Linked DNA regions of Homo sapiens: region 2 is linked to region 1. A link is a loop called in an ENCODE intact Hi-C map of the cell type or tissue named here. Cell type or tissue: mammary epithelial cell. All regions are shown on one strand. Links, peaks and the distances in the headings refer to the core of each region. The heading gives the core; the rest is flanking DNA.

Region 1 (11,081 bases), core at 1-5,000:
AGTCCCTAGGGGGCAGAGAAAGGACCAGGGGACTCCCAGGTAGCTGGGCTCGAGAGGAGCCTGCCCCGGCGCCGGCCCCCCGCCCCGGGCCCCCTTACCCGCCTGCACCAGCGCGAAGCAGACGCAGCCCAGCCACAGGCGGAGCGCGGCGCGGGCGCGGGGCGGCCAGGCGCTCGGCGACCCGGGGTGTATGGTGGCTCCTCCGGCCGGCAGGCCCGGGGCGGCGCAGGGGGACGCGGCTCCGGCGCCCGGCGGCCGCTCGCGCTCGCGCTCCGGCCCCCGGCCCGGCCGGCCCGGCCGCTCCGGCCGCCCTGCGCCGCCCCGAGCCGCCTGCATGTCGGCTCCGCGGACAGCGACTCCCGCGCGGCGGCGGTGGCGGCGGCCGCGTCCACGTCGGGCGCCCGGGGGGCGGGGCGCCCCCGCTGCGGGGAGAGGTGCGGGGGCGGGGTGAGGACCGGAGGGCGCCCCCACTCCCGCCCCCGCTGCCTATTAGGTCCTCTGCCGGGGAGGAAGGGGCTTCGCGGACCCACGGCTCCCGCCCTCTCACCGAGCGGGAGCCCAGCGGGGTTCTCCGCGCCCCCGCCGCGGTCACTCTCTCTCCCGTGCACAGCCCTGACTTGGCTGCCGCTTTCTGCCCTTTCCCAGGGTAGAGAGAGGACAAGTGCCACCGAGATGCCCGTTTGTGCCCCCACCCCTAAGCGCGCCTCCCTTCCCTGGGCCTAGGGATCCCCTCATTCCACGGTAGACCCGAGGCCTTGCGGCTGGGGCAGACGGGAGCAGAGGGGAGAGATCACAGTAAGGCTGGGGTGAGCAGAGAGTGCTAAGTGGACACTAGGGCTCCGTGTTTCCAGTGGGGTTGGGAAGAGGCTGCTCTGTCTCACTGGAGAGTCCAGCTCTGTGACCCCAGGCCAGTCCTTTTCCTTCATTTTCATCCCCATAGTGAGGGCAGTAATGAGCGTCTACCAGGGGCCAGATACTATGCTGAGCTTTCTTTGCATTATGTGGCTTAATTCTCAGGGCAACCCTGTAAAGTCATACTCTGCACACTTTGCACAGGAGGAGCCTGCAGCTTGGACAGGCTACTTGACTTGTCCAGGGACCCGCAGCAGAGCCAGGATTTGAACACAGGCTGATCTGACTCCCAAAGCTGTGCTTAACTGAACTGTCTCCCCACCCAGAGTGACTTCACCCATCCGGAGATTCGTGAGACTCTAGAATTGGCCGGGGCCAGCTCCTCCCCAGCCAGAAAACAGTCTGCAGCAATCTCTAAGAGCATCTCTGAGAAGGGGAGTGGCTCCAGCCCCCTTCCCTCATCTCAGCCAGAGAAACAAGGTGGAGGAGAGAGGCATGGACCAGGGCTCAGGGCCTTTTGTCTCAGCAAGAACCCCTGAGCCCCCTCCCACGACTATCCGAAATTCCACTACTAGCGGGGCATTCCTTTGGGTCTTAAAGGTTTTCCAGAAGCCCTGGAAGGGCTAATTTTCTTTGGAAAGGAGACGTCTTGCAAAGTTCTGCCACAGAAACGTCTTCAGGGTCTTCCTCTCCATCCCCCTGGTTTTACATTAAGGAAGTGAGGTCTACCGATGGGAAGAGCTTGGTGCAGATTCACACAGTGGGTCAAGAGGAGCGATAGACAACCCTCCTCTCCTTATGCCCACCCAGGACTCCTTCGCTGGCCCTGTGTTCCTCCTTGGTCACCTTGGAAGGGGTGAGATGGAAGCGAGCTTAGGGGCTCTTGTTGAGCAGCAGAATTTTCCTGCCCATCCCCTCAGTGCCCCCAGACCTGCCCCACTCGGCAGGGTGACACTGCCCAGCCCTATCATTTCCCCCGCCACATACCTTGTCCTGGGAGAGCCTCAGCTGGGACCTCGACCCGTTTGGGAGAAGAGCCCCGGAGCCAGAGCACCTCTCTCTCTCTTTTCTCTTTGCTCTCTTTCTCTTTCTCTCCCCTTATTATCTTCTCTCTCTTTCTCCCCGCAGCTGCTGCCTGCCCCACCCCACCCGGCCCCGCCCCACCAGCTGCAGCTTAGCCCCTAGGGACCCCCCACCCCCCATCCATCAGACAGGAAGACAACCAGGAGGCCCGCAGGAGCAACTGGAGCCTCTTCAGGCCTCCAGCACAGGAACCAGCAGGAAGGAGAGGGTTCAGTTAGAGGACACAGAATCTACTCCCGTCCCTGCAGGGGAGAAAAGGAGGGAGGGTCCTGGTGGGGTCTTGGCCTCCAGTCCAGCGCTGGGGAAAGGGGAACCTTGGCGCCATCTGCTGGCCTCTTTGGGTAAAACCTAGATAGATGTAGGGCATTGGGAGGGAGGAGATGGCAGTGCCTGAGGGCTTGAGAGAGAAGGCGGCTGAAGGAGGGGGCTTGGAGGATTTGGAGAGTTGTGACTGTGGGGGTACAGCCTTCTCAGTCCTCATGATGCATGGGGTGCTTGGGCCTTAATTCTGGGGAAAGCCCTGGTGCCTGGAATCTGGCAGCCAGTGAGAGCTGGCTGGGAGGATTTAGTGGAGCCCTGGGTGAACTTGGGAGGGAGCTGTCAGAAGCAGCCACTGCAGGCCAGGGCGCTGGCTCACGCCTGTAATCCCAGCACTGTGGGAGTCCGAGGTGGGTGGATCACCTGAGGTCAGGAGTTCGAGACCAGCCTGGCCAACATGGTGAAACCCCGTCTCTACTAAAAATACAAAATTAGCCGGGCATGGTGGTGTGTGCCTGTAATCCCAGCTACTCTGGAGGCTGAGGCATGAGAATCATTTGAACCTGGGATGCAGAGGTTTCAGTGAGCTGAGCACACCACTGCATTCCAGCCTGGGTGACAGAGAAAGACTCCATCTCAAAAAAACCCAGCCACTTTATGTACCCCATCCCTTAGCGCAAGGCTTACGATGCAGTTGGGGCTCATTAAATGATTGTTGACTGTATGGAAAAAAAATCATTCTTCCATCATATGTTTATTGAGCACCTATTATGGACCAGGCCCTGTGTAATATTCTGGAAACACAGCAGTGAAAGAATGAGTGAAACCATGAGGACCTGGGTAGGGACTAAGGGTGCGCCTCTGTCCTCCCAAGCTGCACTCACTGGGCTTCATTTGGAGGACTCCACAGAGACCCCCTTGAGGGCTGGCCGGTCACTTACACATTGACACCTAATGGGGTCACCAGCATTTGGACCCTCCTGCGTGTCCAGAGTCTCAGCACCTAACTCAGGCTGCAGGTGCCCAAGCCAGCCCCGGGTACCCATTTAGAATAGGAAGTTTCCTTTTTATAGCCTAGGATGGTCATGGCCCCAGTCAAGGATGGTCACTAGACACCCCTCACCCGCCCTGCAAATCACAGGAAGAATCAGGAGGTCAGGAGTTGCTTTGGGGATATAATAATTGAGCACCTACTTTATCCATGTTATTGTTTTATTTTATTTTGAGACGGAGTTTCATTCTTTTGCCCAGGCTGGAGTGCAGTGGCGTGATCTTGGCTTGCTGCAATCTCTGCTCCCCAGGTTCAAGTGATTGTCCTGCCTCAGCCTCCTGAGTAGCTGGGACTACAGGTGCCCACCACCATGCCTGGCTAATTTTTTTATTTTTAGTAGAGACGGGGTTTCATCATGTTGGCCAGGCTGGTCTCGAACTCCTGATCTCAGGTGATCCACCCACCTCAGCCTCCTAAAGTGCTGGGATTACAGGCGTGAGCCACCGCGCCCGGACTTTATCCATGTTATTTTGAGTCTTAGGCTGGTATGTGTCATTAACTTCCATTCCATATCAGGAAGCTGAGGATCAGAGAGGTAAGGGGACTTGCCCTGTGTCACACAGCCAGTGAACTATAGAGACATGTCTCAAATTAAATTATGCGGCTGCAAGTTGAGGGCTTGATCCAGTCTGCCTACCGTATCCCCTCACCTCTAAGGACCTCTGAGGACAAGGATCCAGGGCTCAGGGCTCACCAGAGGACATCACATCAATCTCCTTCCCTGAAGGGCTCAAGGGGACTTATTGCTCACAGAGGCAGTTGCTAATCCCAGGGCCAAGACAAGGGACCCCCTACTCACCCAACACTTTTCCCGTGCTGACACATTATGTACATAAGGGAAGACTCTTTGAATCCTCAGAGGAGTTGGAATTATACCCATTTTACAGATGAGGAAACTGAGGCTTGAAGAGAAGAAGGGGCTTGCCATGGGTCATACAGCTGGGAGACACTGATCTAGCCTCTCTAATCCTCAAAATCCCCATCATGGCAATGATGAAGTCAGGCCAGTTTAGTATTTCCTGAGTGCTGGTGGTGCTGAGGACATAGTGATGAACCAGACTGGTCCTAGTCCTTAGGGAGTTCTCATGGCCGGGGAAGAGGAGAGAGATGCTCTTAAAATACAAAGAGGGGACTGCCTTCTGGAATAGGAGGCACCTGGGGCCTACAGGGACAGAAAAGGTAATTAACTTGAGAGGAAAGCAGGAAGGGCTTCTGGGAAGAGGTGATGCTTGAGCTTAATAAGTACTGACAGTCAGGTGGAAGTTAGCCAAGTGAGAGGAAAGAAACAGAGGGAAAGAGGAATCATTAGCCCTGAGGTCTGGAAAAGTGGAGTGTTTCTGTGGAGGGAAAGCAGGAGAGGCAGAATGTTTATGTGGGCGTTTGCTGTAGGCTCTGAGCTGTGACATTGGGAGCAGGAAAAGTAGAACTAGATTGGAAAGATTGTTCTGAGCTTGCAAGAGAAGCTGGGGCTAGGAAGGGCTTTATTTATTCAACAAACATTTATTGAGCACCTACTAACTGCCAGCAGCATCACAGCTGTGACCAAGACAACAGGGTCCCTGCCCCATGTGAATCTCATATTCCAGGGGGAGAGAAAAGCAATAAACAAGTGAGCTGATGACCAAATGAAATATCTTCAGAGACCGAGAGTGGCTATGAAAACAATGAAGTCATGTGGTGGAGAGTGGCTGGGTGGGGCGACGTTACATGGTGTGGGCTGAGGGGGAGTCACCTGAACTGACACCTGAAGGCAAAGGAGGCAGCAGCACACAGCACAGGAAGGGAGCTCCAGCCCCAGAAGAGCAAGTACCAAGGCCCTGGGGCAGGAGCAAGCTTGCATGTTGGGGAAACAGAAAGAAGCCAGTGAGCCTGGAGCTTTATAAGCAAGAAGGAGGCAGTGAGGGCAGGTGGGATTGGATAACACATGCCTCCAGGTGTGGAAGGGAGGTTAGGTTGATCCCACTCACAATGGGAAGCTTCGAGGGGAGATGAGATGGGATGTGATTTGCATTTTAAAAGGCTCACTTTGCCCGCTCCAGTGTGCAGGCTGGATGGCAGAGAACAGGAGTGGGGGGCCAGGTGCCCTGTGAGGAAGCAAGGAGGGTGCTGCGGTCTCACGGCCAGAAAGGATGCAGTGTTGGCCTGGGTGGTGGCAGGGGACAGAGAGAGAAGTCGATGGAGGATTTGGGATGTTTTTTTTTTGTTTGTTTTTGTTTTTTTTTTTGCAGGAGGAGCTGATGGATCAGACATATAGGAGGAGATGAAAAGGAAGCAGGGCAGAGGTCAGCCCTCCAAAGTCCAGATTCTGAAGCCAGAAACCCCTGGCTGGGTGACATAGGGCCAAGTAACTCTAGCTTTCTGAGCCTAAAATGCCTCCTCTGGTCAGGGGTGGAGAAGAGGAAGAGAGAAAGAAAGAGGTAGGAGGACGGGGGCGGGGGGTGGGGGGGATGGGGAGGGAGGAGGACGGGGAGGGGGGAAGGGAGAAGGAGGAGCGGCAGAATAGAGCCTTCTAATCGGGTAAAGGAGACCTCCTCAAATCTCTTCAGTTCTTCAGAGTCTACACAGGAAGGCTCCCATCCAACAGCACTCAGAGAGGTTGAGAATCTCACCCAGTATCACAAAGCCAGTCAGTGGCAGCTCCAGGCCTCAAAGCCTGGACCCTGGCTTTGCCTTTGGAGACAGATTCTCAGCTGCACACCAGTCACCCAGATTCCTCAGAAACAGTGGGGCCAGAGGCCCCATTTTAGAGGCTCAGAGTGGAAGGCAGTGGAAGAGGTGGAGGCAGCTAGGGGAAGATGAGAGAGGGGTAGAAGGACAAAAGCCTGGGAGTGAAGACTGCCTTTACGTTCACTCCTCAGCTCAGCCCCAGACTGCCGGAGTGACCTTGGCATCTGTTCTCACTGGCGAACAGCGGCCATCCGCAGTGAAGGTCTGACCCTGAGTCTCCAGGGTCGGTCCACCTCCCACAACCCAAGTCCACGGAGGACCTCCCTCGTGGCTCTGCACAGCCTGGGCACAGCCAGCAGAGGGCGCCACCTCAGCCACAGTGAAGCCCACATTGCCCCAGCGCAGGAACAGCCCCAGGAGGAGGCCCCGGCTGGCAGAGGCTGCCTTGCCTGCTGCTTAGCTCTCAGGAGGTCAACTCCCAGGCGAGCCGACCACAGACGCAGCAGCCAGGTAGAGCCTGCATCTTGCTGCCTCTGCCTGTAAACATGTCTCTGAACCTCTCTGAGCCGCAGTTTCCCCATCTATAAATGGGCCTAACAATAGTGCCTGCCTCATAGGGTTCTGTGAGGAGTCAATGAAGATCAGCCACATAAGGGCTGAGTTCCTAGCAGCTGCCATTTTTATTAGCAGTAGTGGCAGTTGTATCATATCTTAAAGCGCCTGACACAAAGTGTGTCCAATCAGTGGTAGCTACGATGACGACAAAGATGATGACGAGGATGTTGCAGGGACTCGGTCATTGCTTGTCTCAAATTTCCTCACCAGGGTGTATCCAGTGCCTGCCAACCTGGGATGCCTCTAGTGAGGGGCATTGCTGCCTTCCTGGCAACACTGCCAGACCATCCTTTTGCTGAAAATTGCCTCCTGGAAGCCATCCCCCTACCTGGCCCACCCAACTCCCCGCTCAGGATGATGCAGCTGGCCCAGCCTCTGGCCTCAGGCCCCTTTGTTAAAAGTCTGCATGAGAGGTCTCAGAGAAGGCTGGAGGACAGATCCAGCAGCTGGACTCATCCCTTTGCTGGAAGGGAAGGGAACCCGGGTGGCTTCCCAGGCAGGAGATTCTCAGTGGGTCTTGTTCTTGCTGCTCAAAGTTCCTTTTCTGCACACTGGGAAGAAATAAGTGAAAGAAAAAATCCCTGTGTTGTCTAAACCTCCCCTCATACCTCCGACCCAGGAATGGCTGGAGGCTGAAGAGGGAATATGATGGCCCAGAGTGACAAGCCCAGGAATGCTGGCATTCTAGTTGGCTCTGGTCCCACCTGCTGCCAGACACACCCATCTGTGTTTGTGGGTCCCGGGGTGAGTGCTTATGGGTCTGGCATCAAGGGGTCTGGTGAGGAAGGCAAGAGTCCAAGGCTTGGAGCCAAACAGTTTGGGCTCACACATTGGCTCAGCCCCGCACTACAGTGTGACCTCTGGCAAATCACTCTCCTGGCATCCATCCCAGCGTGGTGTTTGGGGAACACAGGAGATGTTACATGTGAAGAGGAAAGCGCAGGACCTGGCACGTGCTAAGTATCTATAAATGTTGCAGTGGGTATTATTATAAAGTGCAAGTCCCTCATTTCCCCGAGATGCTCTCTGCATCTGAGTGGGCCAGGGTGGCTGTGGGAGTGGGTTATGTCAGGCAGGATGATGTTCTGACCCACTTCTGGGTCAGCGGGCCAGGGCTTGAAGCGCCATGCCCGTGCCTGCATTTGCAAGGGTGTGTGTGTGTGTTTGGGAGGAGGAAGGGGTGTGCATTGGATGTGCATGTGTGCAAAGGTGTGCATATGCTTGTGTGCATGCACCAAAGGCTGCCCCATCCCAGGCATTCCTGGGGCAAATGCATACTTGCAGGTACCAGTGCAGTCTCCCAGCAGTGATTCAGGAGGCCCTGCTGTTCACTGTTACTATGGAAACAATGAGGCAATCCTCAGCCTCCGGTAGATCCTAAGGTGCCAGGAATGAGAGCTGGCCTGGTCTTCCCAGGGAGGGAGACAAATTGGGAGCACAGGGTTCCTGGGATAGGGCAACCTCGGACTCCGGGTGGGGTTCTGGAACTCTGGGTACCCCTGGACCCTCTGGGAAGTCTTCTCACTCCTCCAAGGAAGCCTGGCCCACTGGAAAGAGCTCGGAGACAGAGCTGGGTTCTAGCTTGCCTCTGGCTCTAACCCCATGCATAGTCTCAGGGAGGGAACTGGGGTGCCAGCAGCAGTCTAGAGCTGGGGTGTGACCTTTCCTCTCACTAGGGCACCTGCCGGCAAAGCTGTGTGAATGTGTATCCCAGAGCCCTGAAGTGTCACGGAGCAGCCTCCTTCACATGCACTACCCTCCACAGTGTCTTGTAGGTTCCCCACAGCAGCTCTGCAAGGGAGGCAAGGCTCAGCTACATGCACAGTCCCTCCGCCCCCAGAGCCACACCACACAGGTGGCTGGGAATTCCAACCACTTTTCTGGGTCATGAGGAGCAGGCTGGGAGGAGAATCCCCCAGGGCTATGGGCAGTGGATGCAGCGTTCAGCCTGGACAACCCCAGCAGAGCTGGGCCGCTGGAAGGCTTCTGGGAGGCAAATCCCGGTTTAGGGGGCACTTTTTAATTTTTATTTCACTTATTTATTTAGAGACAGGGTCTCGCTCACTGCAACCTCCATTTCCCGGGCTCAACAATCCTCCTGGCTCAGCCTCCTGATTACACACCCAGCTAATTAAAAAAATTTTTTTTTTGTAGAGATGGGGTCTCACCATGCTGCCCAGGCTGGTCTCAAACTCCTGGCCTCGAGCAATCCTCATGCCTCGGCTTCCCCAAGTTTCTTTCTTTTTTTTTTTTTGAGAGCAATCCTCATGCCTCGGCTTCCCCAAGTTTCTTTCTTCTTTTTTTGAGATGGAGTCTCGCTCTGTCTACCAGGCTGGAGTGCAGTGGCACAATCTCCGCTCACTGCAAGCTCCGCCTCCCAGGTTCACGCCATTCTCCTGCCTCAGCCTCCCGAGTAGCTGGGACTACAGGCACCTGCCACCAGGCCCGGCTGATTTTTTGTATTTTTAGTAGAGACGGGGTTTCACCGTGTTAGCCAGTCTCGATCTCCTGACCGCGTGACCCGCCTGCCTTGGTCTCTCAAAGTGCTGGGATTACAGGGGTGAGCCACCGCGCCTGGCCCGAGGAAGTTTCTTTTAAAATCTTAATTTGGGGCTGGGCTTGGTGGCTCACGCCTGTAATCCCAACACTTTGGGAGGCAGAGGCGGGTGGATCACAAGGTCAGGCATTCGAGAACAGCCTGGCCATCATAGTGAAACCCTGTCTCAACTAAAAATACAAAAAATTAGGCCAGGCATGGTGGCTCACACCTGTAATCCCAGCACTTTGGGAGGCGGAGGCGGGCGGATCACCTGAGGTCAGGAGTTCGAGACCAGCCTGACCAACATGGAGAAACCCTGTCTCTACTCAAAGTACAAAATTAGCCGGGCGTGGTGGTGCATGCCTGTAATCCCAGCTACTTGGGAGGCTGAGGCAGGAGAATCACTTGCACCTGGGAGGCAGAGGTTGCGGTGAGCCGAGATCACGCCATCTCCAGCCTGGGCAACAAGAGCAAAACTCCATCTCAAAAAACAAACAAACAAAAACCAAGAAGCCAGGCATGGTGGCGCATGCCTGTAATCCCACCTATTTGGGAGGCTGAGGCACGAGAATCACTTGAACCTGGGAGGCGGAGGTTGCAGTGAGCTGAGATTGCATCACTGGACTCCAGCCCAGGTGACAGTGCAAGACTCCGTGTCAAAAAAAAAAAAAAATCTTGGCCGGGCACGGTGGCTCATGCCTGTAATCCCAGCACTTTGGGAGGCCAAGGTAGGCAGATCACAAGGTTAGAAGATCGAGACCATCCTGGCTAACACGGTGAAACCTCGTCACTACTAAAAAAAAAAAAATACAAAACAATTAGCCGGGCGTGATGGCGGGCACCTGTAGTCCCAGCTACTCGAGAGGCTGAGTCAGGAGAATGGCACGAACCCAGGAGGCAGAGCTTGCAGTGAGCCGAAATCGCGCCACTGCACTCCAGCCTGGGCAATAGAGCGAGACTCCGTCTCAAAAAAAAAAAATCTTAATTTTGACTCAAGTCTCAAATATCCTCCATGTCCAGGTTTTAATACATTCAGACAGAAGGGAATATAAAGTTAGAAGTGAAGACTCAGCCTCCTGCCCTCCACTCCACTTCCAAGAAGTGACTGGTCCCTTTGCCATGACCCAGGAATGATTTTCAAACGGTCCCGTCCAGGATAGACCAAGAGAAGTGGCAGGATTGAGCTCCCCAGCAATGGAATTATGGAAGAAAGATCTCAATGTTTTGATTACAGAGGCTGTGAAGGGGCCACTTCTAATTGAGGGGAGCAGAAACAGGGCAGGCCTGGCTGGGTGATCTCAGGCAAGTCACTGTCCCTCTCTGGTCAACTCCTGAGGCCCTTCCAGCTATGAGTTGCTTTCACCAGCAAAAAGAAAAGTGACTACTCTGCTGGGCAAGTGTGGCCTGGATGTGACCCCAGATGCTGGCATTACTTCACCCATCCCACCAAGGCCAACTCCCATATGGGAGAGATTAGGGCTGAGAGAGGGTCAGGGAGCCCCTTCATCTGGTGTGGGGAAGATCCTGGTCATCCGGGGCAGGGGTTGCTGGGCTGGTGGGACATTATTAGGGGAAAGGAAGGTAGAGGGAGAAGAGATGGGGTGGAAGGTGAGGGTTAAGGCATGTCTCAGAGAGCCTCTGGTAGGCAGCAGGGAGCCATGGAAGGTTATTAAGCAGGGAGGAAGGTAATCAGATTTAGAGAAACTGATCAGAGCAGGGGAGCTGTGGGAAGGCCAGAGCTGTAATACCAGGCAGATATGACCAGGAAGTGAGTGGCACTGTGGAGAAGAGGGCAGGCCTGAGACCTCCTCTGCTACAATGGGCCGGACTTGGGAAGAAGGCAGGTGTGGGAGTGAGGAAGAGGGAGGGGTCCTAGATGGGGTGGGGCCTCAGCCTCCTTTGGTGGATGGAGGGGGCCCAAGGGCCGGACAGGCTGTGGGAGAAGGTGATGGGGTGACCACTGGCAGGCTTACGTCAGGGTGTCTGCGGGCTTCTGGCAGCAAGTCCCGGAAGTGG
Region 2 (10,838 bases), core at 5,672-10,671, 100 kb before region 1:
AGTGTGATCTTGGAGAGTTTACTGTGTTTCTCTGGGCTTCTGATGTCACATTGCCAAAGTAGGAAGAAAGTCCTTTGGAAAGTGTGGGGCTGAACCTATGTATGAGGGGCTGTACTGCCAGCCACTGTGGTTCTGCTCTGGGCATCTCCCTGGCTTCCCAGGACTGTGTCCTGGGACTGGCCCCTGCCCCTCTGGGGGCCTCTGCCCACAGCCTTGCCATCCCACTAGCAGCTCTGGGCTCCTGCCTGGCTGCTGCAGGCTCCGAGCTCTTTCCCCAGGGAATTACGCTAGGCAGCCAGGAGGCTTGCAGGTGGGCACCCTGCCAAGTCTAGTCTGGTAGCCCCTCCACCTACCATCTGGCAGCTGGGACCCCTGCCTTAACTCTGGACTTGCAGGCAGGGTGAGTGATCTGCTGCTGGATTGAGTATCTTCGGTCCTCCTAATCATACTCTACTGGAGCAGAGCACCCACGGACTCCTGGCCTCAGTTGCCTTTCTGTGCCCCTGCACCCCATTTAAGGGGTGGGGTCGGCAGATGGGCGGGATCAGTGGCGAAGGTGGGAGGAGGACATGGAGAGCAGCCCCTCCCCCTCCTCTGTCTGGAGCCGGTGCTCTGCGGCGGGGCGGGAGGGCTCGCATCCCCATAGTGCTGGGTTACAGTGAAGGTACGCCCCGCGCTCTGCTCTGGAGAGGCAGGGTGGGATAGGGAACGTCTCGAGTGGCGCCCGCAGTCATGGTGGTGTTCGTTGGCCGCCGCCTCCCGGCGCTCCTAGGGCTGTTTAAGAAGAAGGGTGAGTGGGTGTGGCTTGGGGGGAGGGGAGGGATGCTCGATGCCTCCCTTTCCCAGACCCTTATGTAGAATGAGGAATCAAGGCTGGGCAAAAGTAATGGGGTGGGGCTGGGGGCTGATAATGAGGCCAGAATCTCCCATCCGGCTGTGCTTTTGTCCAGCCGCTTTGTTGCTGCCTTTGTCTGGGCCCTGCTTGTGGGTTGGGAGGATGGATCCAGGTGTCTCTGACCTTGAAGCCTGCAGCCCTCCCGTGAGACTTGCCTCCCTGCCGGGGTACCCACACTTTACTGGGTACAGCCTCCCAGTCAAGATGTACTAGCCTTTCCTAGTGTGCCGGGGAGGATGGGACGTGGGCGGCCCAGAAGAGAGGAGAGTAGTACCACTGGAAGTTGGGAAGCCTGCTCAGTGAAATCCTGTTTAGAGGCCTGGGAATGGAGAAGTTTTGGAGGGAGGGGCCTGTTCCTCCTTCCTTCTCCTAGGAATTGGGCTTTCAGACCTGGATTAAGACATAGGGACAAGAGTTTATTGGACTTTTGAGGGTTGGGGGCCCCTACTCTGAGTGTGATCCGGGAGTCCCCTCTGGGAACCTGGAGTTGAGTCCAGGGTCAGTCTGACTCCTACTGCTGGGTGACCTTAGGCAAGGCCTTGCCCCTTTGAACCGTTTCCCCACTTGTAAAATCTGGGGATCTCGGGCACTGGTCTGGTTGGATCTGTTGGGGGCCTCCTAGCTCTGACCTGTGGGATTCCTGCAGACTCCCTAGGGCAGGAGCTCTGGCTGTTGACGAATGGGCTGAGGGAGGAGGAAAGGCAGGTTTCTGAACTGAAGACCCTGCTCCTGGAGCATGGCCCTTTAAAGGGCTTGTTTTGTTCCCGTCCCTTTATAAGGTGTTACCAAGGTCACATGACCCTTCCAGCGCTTTTGCTTATGTTGTGGGTTTCATTTAAAGGGGGGGCTGGGGCTGCAAAGTGCTGACACAGCCCCCCATCCCCAGGATTAGATGGCCAGCCCCTCCACAGGCGGGGCTTGTAACAGGATCCTTTGTAATGGATCCCTGGCTCCTCTGCAACAGGGGCCAGGGCCAGGGCCAGGGCCTCCAGGAGAGGGGGATACCTGGGACTATTTCCCCAAGAGAGACTGGAGCTCCCTTGGGCGGGTGGAGGGGCCTGGGTCTTTCTTCTCCCCTCCCCTGCCCATCCTTCCACTAAGGGGCAGCCACATGGGTGAGTAGGGGACCCAGGAGGCTATCTCCTTGGTCTGCATCCCCCCTAGGATTTTCTGGGAATATGGTTGTAACTCATGCCAGCTGTCTCTCCTTCCTGATTTCCCGTGATATCTTCTTCCTGGACCTGGTTCAAGTGGTGGCATGAAAAGAGTGGTTTGTTTTCCTGTGAAGTGGGGTTTTGGGTATGGAGGCGAGAGCAATGTATTTACTATGGGCTATGTGTATACTCGGGATGTTTTTTGTGGGGCTCTGAGTGACGTGTGAGTACATAGTCGTGTGTATACTTGGTTACTGTTTGTGTATATACAGAGCAGGGACTGTGGGTGTTGTGTGTTTACGTGCGGGCTGGGTGTGCTTGGTGTGTGTACCTATGTGTGTTTATACTCGGATGCCCTTTGTTTATATACATGAATGACATCTGTGAGTGCTGTGTACGTACACAGTAGACCTGTGTACCTGTGTGCCCTGTGTGTGGGGCCTTATATGGGGCCCTTTGTGTGGTGTGGGTACTCAGATTTATGTACACTTGGGTGTAGTTTGTGTATATGGGGGCTGTGTGTGTTGAGTGTTTACTCCAGAACTGTGGGTTATGTGTCCAGACTGGGGAAGGGGGCATTGCTTGTATATGCAATGGCCGTGTGCAGTCTGGGGACCATGACTGCCCTTGCCGTGAGACCTGTGCCCCTGCAGGGCCCAGATGCCTTTACCTCATTTCCCTTCCTCCTCCCTCCTACTAGGCTCTGCCAAGGCTGAGAATGACAAACATCTAAGTGTAGGGCCTGGCCAGGGGCCAGGGTCTGCAGTGGATGAGCACCAGGACAACGTCTTCTTTCCCAGTGGGCGACCCCCCCACCTGGAAGAGCTGCACACTCAGGCCCAGGAGGGGCTCCGCTCCCTACAACACCAAGGTAAGCTTCCTCTCCACTCCCCTCCCCTCTCCTCCCTCCAGTGCTGCACTGTCAGCTGTCAAGGTCAGGGGCCTAACCCAACAGACCCTTCTGGTGTCTTCCAGAGAAACAGAAACTGAACAAGGGTGGCTGGGACCATGGAGACACCCAGAGTATCCAGGTGAGCCCTGCCTCCAGCTCAGTCCTGACTCTTCTCTACCTGCTTGACCCCTGGCAAGGATGTCTTGGAACATTTCTGGGTCTCAGTTTCTTTATCACAAAGGGCTACACTAAATGAACCCTGAGGGCTAGTTCAGGGTTGCTCAGTGCTAGGTGATGCTGGAGGGGATCTGTGACTCAAAAGTTCGAGTGGGAGGCTGGGCGAGGTGGCTTACACCTGTAACCCCAGCACTTTGGGACGCTGAGGTGGGCGGATCACTTGAGGTCAGGATTTTGAGACCAGCCTGGCCAAAGTGGTGAAACCCTGTCTCTACTAGAAATACAAAAATTAGCCAGGCATGGTGGGAGGGTACCTATAATCCCAGCTGCTTGAGAGGCTGAGGCAGGATAATCGCTTGAACTTGGGAGGCGGAGGTTGTGGTGAGCCAAGATTTCGCTACTGCACTCCAGCCTGAGCTGGATTTGTCTCAAAAAAAAGTTCCAATGGGGAGCCTTGAGGAGACAGCCCCACCCAGATCTCCTTCTACCCTGATAGTCCTCCCGGACGGGGCCGGATGAAGACAACATCTCCTTCTGCAGTCAGACCACATCCTACGTGGCTGAGAGCTCCACAGCAGAGGACGCGCTCTCCATCCGCTCGGAGATGATCCAGCGCAAAGGTGGATTCATGGGCAGGGGAGAGGGACAGTGGGCTCCATTGGGTCCCAGCATCTGTAGCTTCTTTTCCTCCTTATCCAGTGTTTCACCAGGCTCTCTGATTCAATGAATTCGGGAAACACAGTACCCTGTGTCCTCTTGCACATTCGTGATACACACTAACTATAAAGCAGTTAAGAGTTAGAAAATCTTGGCGGCCGGGTGCGGTGGCTCACGCCTGTAATCCCAGCACTTTGGGAGGTCGAGGTGGGCGGGTCACGAGGTCAGGAGATCGAGACCATCCTGGCTAACACGGTGAATGAAACCCCGTCTCTACTAAAAATACAAAAAATTAGCCTTGCCTGATGGCGGGTGCCTGTAGTCCCAGCTACTTGGGAGGCTGAGGCAGGAGAATGGCGTGAACCCAGGAGGTGGAGCTTGCAGTGAGCCGAGATTGCACCACTGCACTCCAGCCTGGTCGACAGTGTGAGACTCCATCTCAAAAAAAAAATAAAAAAAGAGTTAGAAAATCTTAACTGTTGGAAGCCTGGTGTAACTAACTAGTGCCAGCTGTGTGACCTTGGGAAAACCCTTAACCTCTCTGAACTTCTGTTTGATGTTCTATAAAAATGAGGATAAGTACCCTATTGGAATGAATGCCAAATGTTTAGAATGACGACTAACACGTAATAATATGTTTACTAAATAGTAAGCTATCACTAAAGGGAAATTACCATCATTGACTTAGTAGCCTTAGTCTTACAGAAAGAAGCCTCTAGCTTTGTTTAACCTAGCCTTGCCCATACCTACTTGACTGTGGAAACCATTTCTCGCAGAGCTCTTATTACAAAAGTAGTGCCCTGCAGAATGTGCCTGGAGTCCTTTGCTCTAACAGTTTTTCTCCCACGACTGGCCCCCAGGCTCCACCTTCCGACCCCATGACTCATTTCCCAAATCTGGAAAGTCAGGGCGGCGTCGGCGGGAGCGGCGGAGCACTGTGCTGGGACTCCCGCAGCATGTGCAGAAGGAGCTTGGTGAGGCCTGGGTTAGGAGGGCAGTGGTGGGGTGGGTGGGGAGCCTTGGTCATCCCCTCTCTGCTGACCCCACCTCCTCCCTGTCCCTTCCAGGCCTGAGGAATGAGCGTGAGGCACCAGGCACGCCCCGGGCTCCTGGTGCACGGGATGCCGTACGCATCCCCACAGTGGACGGCCGCCCCCGAGGCACCTCAGGGATGGGGGCCCGGGTGTCCCTGCAGGCGCTGGAGGCGGAGGCGGAGGCTGGCGCTGAGACAGAGGCCATGCTGCAGCGCCACATTGACCGTGTCTACCGGGATGACACCTTTGTTGGCCGGTCCACGGGTACCCGGGCCCCACCATTGACCCGGCCCATGTCCCTAGCAGTGCCTGGATTGACAGGAGGGGCAGGGCCTGCAGAGCCCCTGAGCCCGGCCATGTCCATCTCCCCCCAGGCCACCTACCTGTCGAAGTTGATTCCACATGCTGTGCTGCCGCCTACAGTGGACGTGGTGGCCCTAGGCCGCTGCAGCCTGCGCACACTAAGCCGCTGCAGCCTGCACTCGGCCAGCCCAGCCTCAGTCCGCTCGCTGGGGCGCTTCTCCTCCGTCTCCAGCCCACAGCCCCGCAGCCGCCACCCATCCTCCTCCAGTGACACCTGGAGCCACTCTCAATCCTCCGACACCATTGTGTCTGACGGTTCCACCCTCTCCTCTAAGGGTGGCTCTGAGGGCCAGCCGGAGAGCTCTACGGCTAGCAATAGCGTGGTACCCCCTCCCCAGGGAGGCAGTGGGAGGGGCTCTCCCAGTGGGGGCAGCACTGCTGAGGCCTCAGACACACTCAGCATTCGGAGCAGTGGGCAGTTGTCTGGCCGGAGTGTGTCCCTGCGTAAGCTGAAGCGGCCTCCACCCCCTCCCCGCCGGACCCACTCCCTCCATCAGCGGGGCTTAGCAGTGCCTGATGGGCCATTAGGGTTGCCCCCTAAGCCTGAGCGTAAGCAGCAGCCCCAGCTGCCTCGGCCACCCACCACTGGTGGCTCAGAAGGGGCGGGGGCAGCACCCTGTCCACCCAACCCAGCCAACAGCTGGGTACCTGGCTTGTCTCCGGGTGGTTCCCGGCGCCCCCCACGGTCCCCAGAACGGACACTTTCGCCCTCCAGTGGATACTCGAGCCAAAGTGGTACTCCCACCCTCCCTCCCAAGGGCCTGGCAGGTCCCCCTGCTTCCCCAGGCAAGGCCCAGCCCCCTAAACCAGAGCGTGTCACGTCTCTTCGCTCCCCTGGGGCCTCCGTCTCCTCTTCCCTCACGTCTTTATGTTCCTCCTCCTCTGACCCAGCCCCCTCAGACCGCTCTGGGCCACAGATATTGACCCCCCTGGGTGACAGGTTTGTCATACCTCCTCACCCCAAGGTGCCTGCCCCCTTCTCCCCACCTCCCTCCAAGCCCAGGAGCCCTAACCCAGCTGCCCCTGCTCTAGCCGCCCCTGCTGTGGTTCCTGGGCCTGTTTCTACCACTGACGCCAGTCCTCAGTCCCCTCCCACTCCCCAGACAACCTTGACTCCACTGCAGGAGTCTCCTGTCATCTCCAAAGACCAGTCACCCCCACCTTCCCCACCCCCATCTTATCATCCACCCCCACCACCCACTAAGAAGCCAGAGGTGGTTGTGGAGGCACCATCTGCCTCAGAGACTGCTGAGGAGCCCCTCCAAGATCCCAACTGGCCCCCTCCCCCACCCCCTGCCCCTGAGGAGCAGGACCTGTCCATGGCTGACTTCCCCCCACCAGAGGAGGCTTTTTTCTCTGTGGCCAGCCCTGAGCCTGCAGGCCCTTCAGGCTCCCCAGAGCTTGTCAGCTCCCCGGCTGCTTCGTCCTCCTCAGCTACTGCTTTGCAGATTCAGCCCCCGGGTAGCCCAGACCCTCCTCCAGCTCCGCCAGCCCCAGCTCCTGCTAGTTCCGCCCCAGGGCATGTGGCCAAGCTCCCTCAGAAGGAACCGGTGGGCTGTAGCAAGGGTGGTGGGCCTCCCAGGGAGGACGTAGGTGCGCCCCTGGTCACGCCCTCGCTCCTGCAGATGGTGCGGCTGCGCTCCGTGGGTGCTCCAGGAGGGGCTCCCACCCCAGCACTGGGGCCATCGGCCCCCCAGAAACCACTGCGAAGGGCCCTGTCAGGGCGGGCCAGCCCAGTGCCTGCCCCCTCCTCAGGGCTCCATGCTGCGGTCCGACTCAAGGCCTGCAGCCTGGCCGCCAGTGAAGGCCTCTCAAGTGCTCAGCCCAACGGACCGCCTGAGGCAGAGCCACGGCCTCCCCAGTCCCCTGCCTCAACGGCCAGTTTCATCTTCTCCAAGGGCTCTAGGAAGCTGCAGCTGGAGCGGCCCGTGTCCCCTGAGACCCAGGCTGACCTCCAGCGGAATCTGGTGGCAGAACTCCGGAGCATCTCAGAGCAGCGGCCACCCCAGGCCCCAAAGAAGTCACCTAAGGCTCCCCCACCTGTGGCCCGCAAGCCGTCTGTGGGAGTCCCCCCACCCGCCTCCCCCAGTTACCCTCGAGCTGAGCCCCTTACTGCTCCTCCCACCAATGGGCTCCCTCACACCCAGGACAGGACTAAGAGGGAGCTGGCGGAGAATGGAGGTGTCCTGCAGCTGGTGGGCCCAGAGGAGAAGATGGGCCTCCCGGGCTCAGGTACAGTGGGCAGTGCTAGGGTGAGGTCCCATTGCTGATGATGGGAAGTAGGAATCTGAAGTCCCGCCATGGGGGATTTGTTCTTGGATCTTTAACTTTTCTGGTCTGAGAATGCCTGGGAAGGGCAAGCTGTCACCCTTGCTGGGGCCCAGAGGAGAATGGTGTGTGAGTGTCAGGCCTACTGTGTTTGAATTCCAACTTTGCCTCTTTCCCTACCCTTCCTAGCTACATTGTAAAGTGTGGGGCAGTGACACCTACATTATAGTGTCTGAACATGTGTAGGGTGTCCAGCCCAGTGCTGCGGGCACTGTCAGTAAATCAAAGCGGTAAGAAGGTTGGGTGAGGGTATGCTTTGTTGGGCTCCTAGTGCCAGAACCAAGCCAGGAGGCCCCTTGCTAAGTGTCTCTTATTTTTCTCCCCCAGACTCACAGAAAGAGCTGGCCTGACCACCAGGCACCTCACTGGCACTGCTGACCCATCCCAGAAACACAATCTCAGGGACCCGAGCAGCTCCAAGGACGAGAGGATACAGCAGACACAACCTAATAGAGAGGGCGCCTGCAGCCTTAACCTCCACGGCCTTCGATACTTATGCAAGCCTGGTGTTGCTCCTGTCCTCAGAGTCATCCTGCGCTCATGCCTTTTCCCGAATGGGTTCACCTCTGGCAGTTGCCGCTTCAGTCTTGGCCTTAGCCTCATCTTGAAGTGGGTAGCTGGCGGGAGAGGGTGGCTGCGCCCCCTGCTGGCCCTGAGGCTGCAGAGTTGGGAGCAGGACACCTCACCTGAGTTTCATTTTTTTTCATGTCCAAACCATGCACATACTATAGTCCAGAATCAAAGCACTTTTGAAAAGTGGCTGCATGGCCATCCTCCAGGGCCCAGGAAGTTGCATTCCAAGGGCCTGTTTACATGGCAGCAGAATCCATCCCCGGCAGTCAGCCCATAGCTTGGGACCAGTCTGTGCCCTCCTGCCCAGTCCAGTTTACTCCTCTTGGTTCCTGAAGGTGGCCAAGTCATTGTGTTCCCACAGGCTTCTCTAGGCTGGGGGCAGGTGTGGGGCTGTGGAATTCCAAAGCACAAAAGGTGCAGAGGGGATTGGCCTTCCTGTGCCTCAACTCACCAACCACCCTCCTGCCTTCCAGTTCTGCCAGGTGCTCCATGCTGGGGACAAGTAGGAGACTGCCAGGGCCCAAAGAAATGGGTGAGCAGTAGAGTCATCTCGGGGCACTTGGCAGTGTCAAGCACCTGCCCCTTGCCTCCTTGACCACACTGGGGTGGGTGGGCCCCCAGCACTTCAGAGGCAGGAGCCTTTGGGCTGAGCAAGCACTGAGGAGGTGGATGGAAGGGAGCATCTGGAGGGGGGGAGCTTCCTTGAGCAGTGGGCCCAGGCCTGGCCCTCCACACTTCATTCTCTGACCTTTCTCTCTCCTCATTTCGGTGCATGTCCTTTCTGCAGCTGCCTTTCAGCACAGGTGGTTCCACTGGGGGCAGCTAACGCTGAGTGACAAGGATGGGAAGCCACAGGTGCATTTTACTCAAGTCTTCTCTAGTCAATGAGGGGCACCCAGTGCTTCTAGGGCAGGCTGGGTGGTGGTCCCCTAGGTATCAGCCTCTCTTACTGTACTCTCCGGGAATGTTAACCTTTCTATTTTCAGCCTGTGCCACCTGTCTAGGCAAGCTGGCTTCCCCATTGGCCCCTGTGGGTCCACAGCAGCGTGGCTGCCCCCCAGGGCCACCGCTTCTTTCTTGATCCTCTTTCCTTAACAGTGACTTGGGCTTGAGTCTGGCAAGGAACCTTGCTTTTAGCTTCACCACCAAGGAGAGAGGTTGACATGACCTCCCCGCCCCCTCACCAAGGCTGGGAACAGAGGGGATGTGGTGAGAGCCAGGTTCCTCTGGCCCTCTCCAGGGTGTTTTCCACTAGTCACTACTGTCTTCTCCTTGTAGCTAATCAATCAATATTCTTCCCTTGCCTGTGGGCAGTGGAGAGTGCTGCTGGGTGTACGCTGCACCTGCCCACTGAGTTGGGGAAAGAGGATAATCAGTGAGCACTGTTCTGCTCAGAGCTCCTGATCTACCCCACCCCCTAGGATCCAGGACTGGGTCAAAGCTGCATGAAACCAGGCCCTGGCAGCAACCTGGGAATGGCTGGAGGTGGGAGAGAACCTGACTTCTCTTTCCCTCTCCCTCCTCCAACATTACTGGAACTCTATCCTGTTAGGATCTTCTGAGCTTGTTTCCCTGCTGGGTGGGACAGAGGACAAAGGAGAAGGGAGGGTCTAGAAGAGGCAGCCCTTCTTTGTCCTCTGGGGTAAATGAGCTTGACCTAGAGTAAATGGAGAGACCAAAAGCCTCTGATTTTTAATTTCCATAAAATGTTAGAAGTATATATATACATATATATATTTCTTTAAATTTTTGAGTCTTTGATATGTCTAAAAATCCATTCCCTCTGCCCTGAAGCCTGAGTGAGACACATGAAGAAAACTGTGTTTCATTTAAAGATGTTAATTAAATGATTGAAACTTGGCTGTGGCTACTGCTTCTTAATGTGGGGGGGACAGGGCAGTGGTCTGGGCCCACATTTAGAAGGGAAAATGTTTTGCCTGCTGCACACATTGGACCCAAGTATGGGCCTCTTCTGCCTAGTACTGCCAAAGGGACTGTTAAGGTGTCTTGTCCATCTTCTACCCCCCACCCCCCATTACAGGGTAAAGGAACCCCAGACTAGGTGAGGGGCCAGCAGCTGCCTCACACTTGTGTTCTCTCCTGAGATGGTCCAGCTCACATCCAGACACCCTTGTTCAGACATTTTATTTGAATTTATGACAGTGATGGGGATTTGACTGAGATGCCTTATGGAGAAGTACCCCACCCTCTATGAAGACAGAATCACTCTCTGCCATTCATTCTGCCTGATGCTAACAACACGCAGCTGATTTAGGGAGTGTCCCAGCCTAGCTGGATCAAGGGAAATTCCAGGAGCCCTGGGGCAGGCCCTGGCCCCCAGTGCCAAGCCTCAGAGTAAGCAGACATTGGGAAAGTTGCCAACCACTTGGTAGACCACTAGGTTCTCTGTTTTCCCTTCCCTTTCCTTTTCAAATCCCACAGTTTCCTGTTGGGGAGAAGCTGTAATTAGCCTAGTCCAGGTACCAGATCCCAGCTAGGGGCGCAGCTGCTTGGATAACTCCAAGAAAACCTGGGCACCAGTATTTTTCCAATTATAAGGACTGTGGCATAAATTTTTAAATGAGTTATATTGAAACCAGATTTCTCCAGCTGCCAAGGGAAGAAGGTAGGGCTGGACTCCCTGCTGTGGCCCAGCCCTTGTTAGGGGTTGGTCTCTCACTGCAGCCAGACAGGATGATCCTGGGTTCTGGGGAGGGTAAGCTGCCCCTTGCCGAGTTCTGCACCGAATAAAGAGTCCAAACCCG

The links. A loop is a pair of places that touch in the nucleus more often than their neighbours do. Peaks named below come from ENCODE experiments on the same cell type or tissue, not always from the same donor. Only the 100,000 strongest peaks of a DNase experiment are listed, where the experiment ranks them.
Region 2: a loop joins it to region 1, with 12 times the contacts of the local background. A loop is called at or near these places in 9 of 110 quality-filtered maps.

The regions. Positions count from the first base shown.
Region 1 is chr1:32,870,555-32,881,635 of GRCh38, forward strand. It overlaps FNDC5 (fibronectin type III domain containing 5), which reads right to left and starts at 358. Exons shown (of 6, transcript NM_001441683.1): 1 at 99-358. The coding sequence starts at 336. LOC105378631 (a long non-coding RNA gene) reads left to right here and starts at 5,415. Exons shown (of 3, transcript XR_947160.4): 1 at 5,415-5,661. RefSeq lists enhancers at 2,126-2,982, 6,064-6,233. In mammary epithelial cell, for the core only: a CTCF peak has its summit at 2,259 (motif pointing left); no DNase peak of the experiment used is centred there; H3K4me3 peaks cover 427 bases; H3K27me3 peaks cover 607 bases.
Region 2 is chr1:32,765,038-32,775,875 of GRCh38, forward strand. NHSL3 (NHS like 3) reads left to right here. Exons shown (of 7, transcript NM_020888.3): 2 at 2,750-2,920; 3 at 3,025-3,080; 4 at 3,615-3,738; 5 at 4,636-4,749; 6 at 4,843-7,404; 7 at 7,828-9,933. The coding sequence ends at 7,850. It overlaps YARS1 (tyrosyl-tRNA synthetase 1), which reads right to left. Exons shown (of 13, transcript NM_003680.4): 13 at 10,202-10,838. Among named protein-coding and RNA genes, the nearest start is that of NHSL3, 29 kb to the left of the region's middle. RefSeq lists enhancers at 605-1,497, 1,498-2,391, 4,438-5,353 and a silencer at 7,971-8,265. In mammary epithelial cell, for the core only: a CTCF peak has its summit at 8,140 (motif pointing left); DNase peaks (open chromatin) are centred at 8,094 and 10,394; H3K27ac peaks cover 649 bases.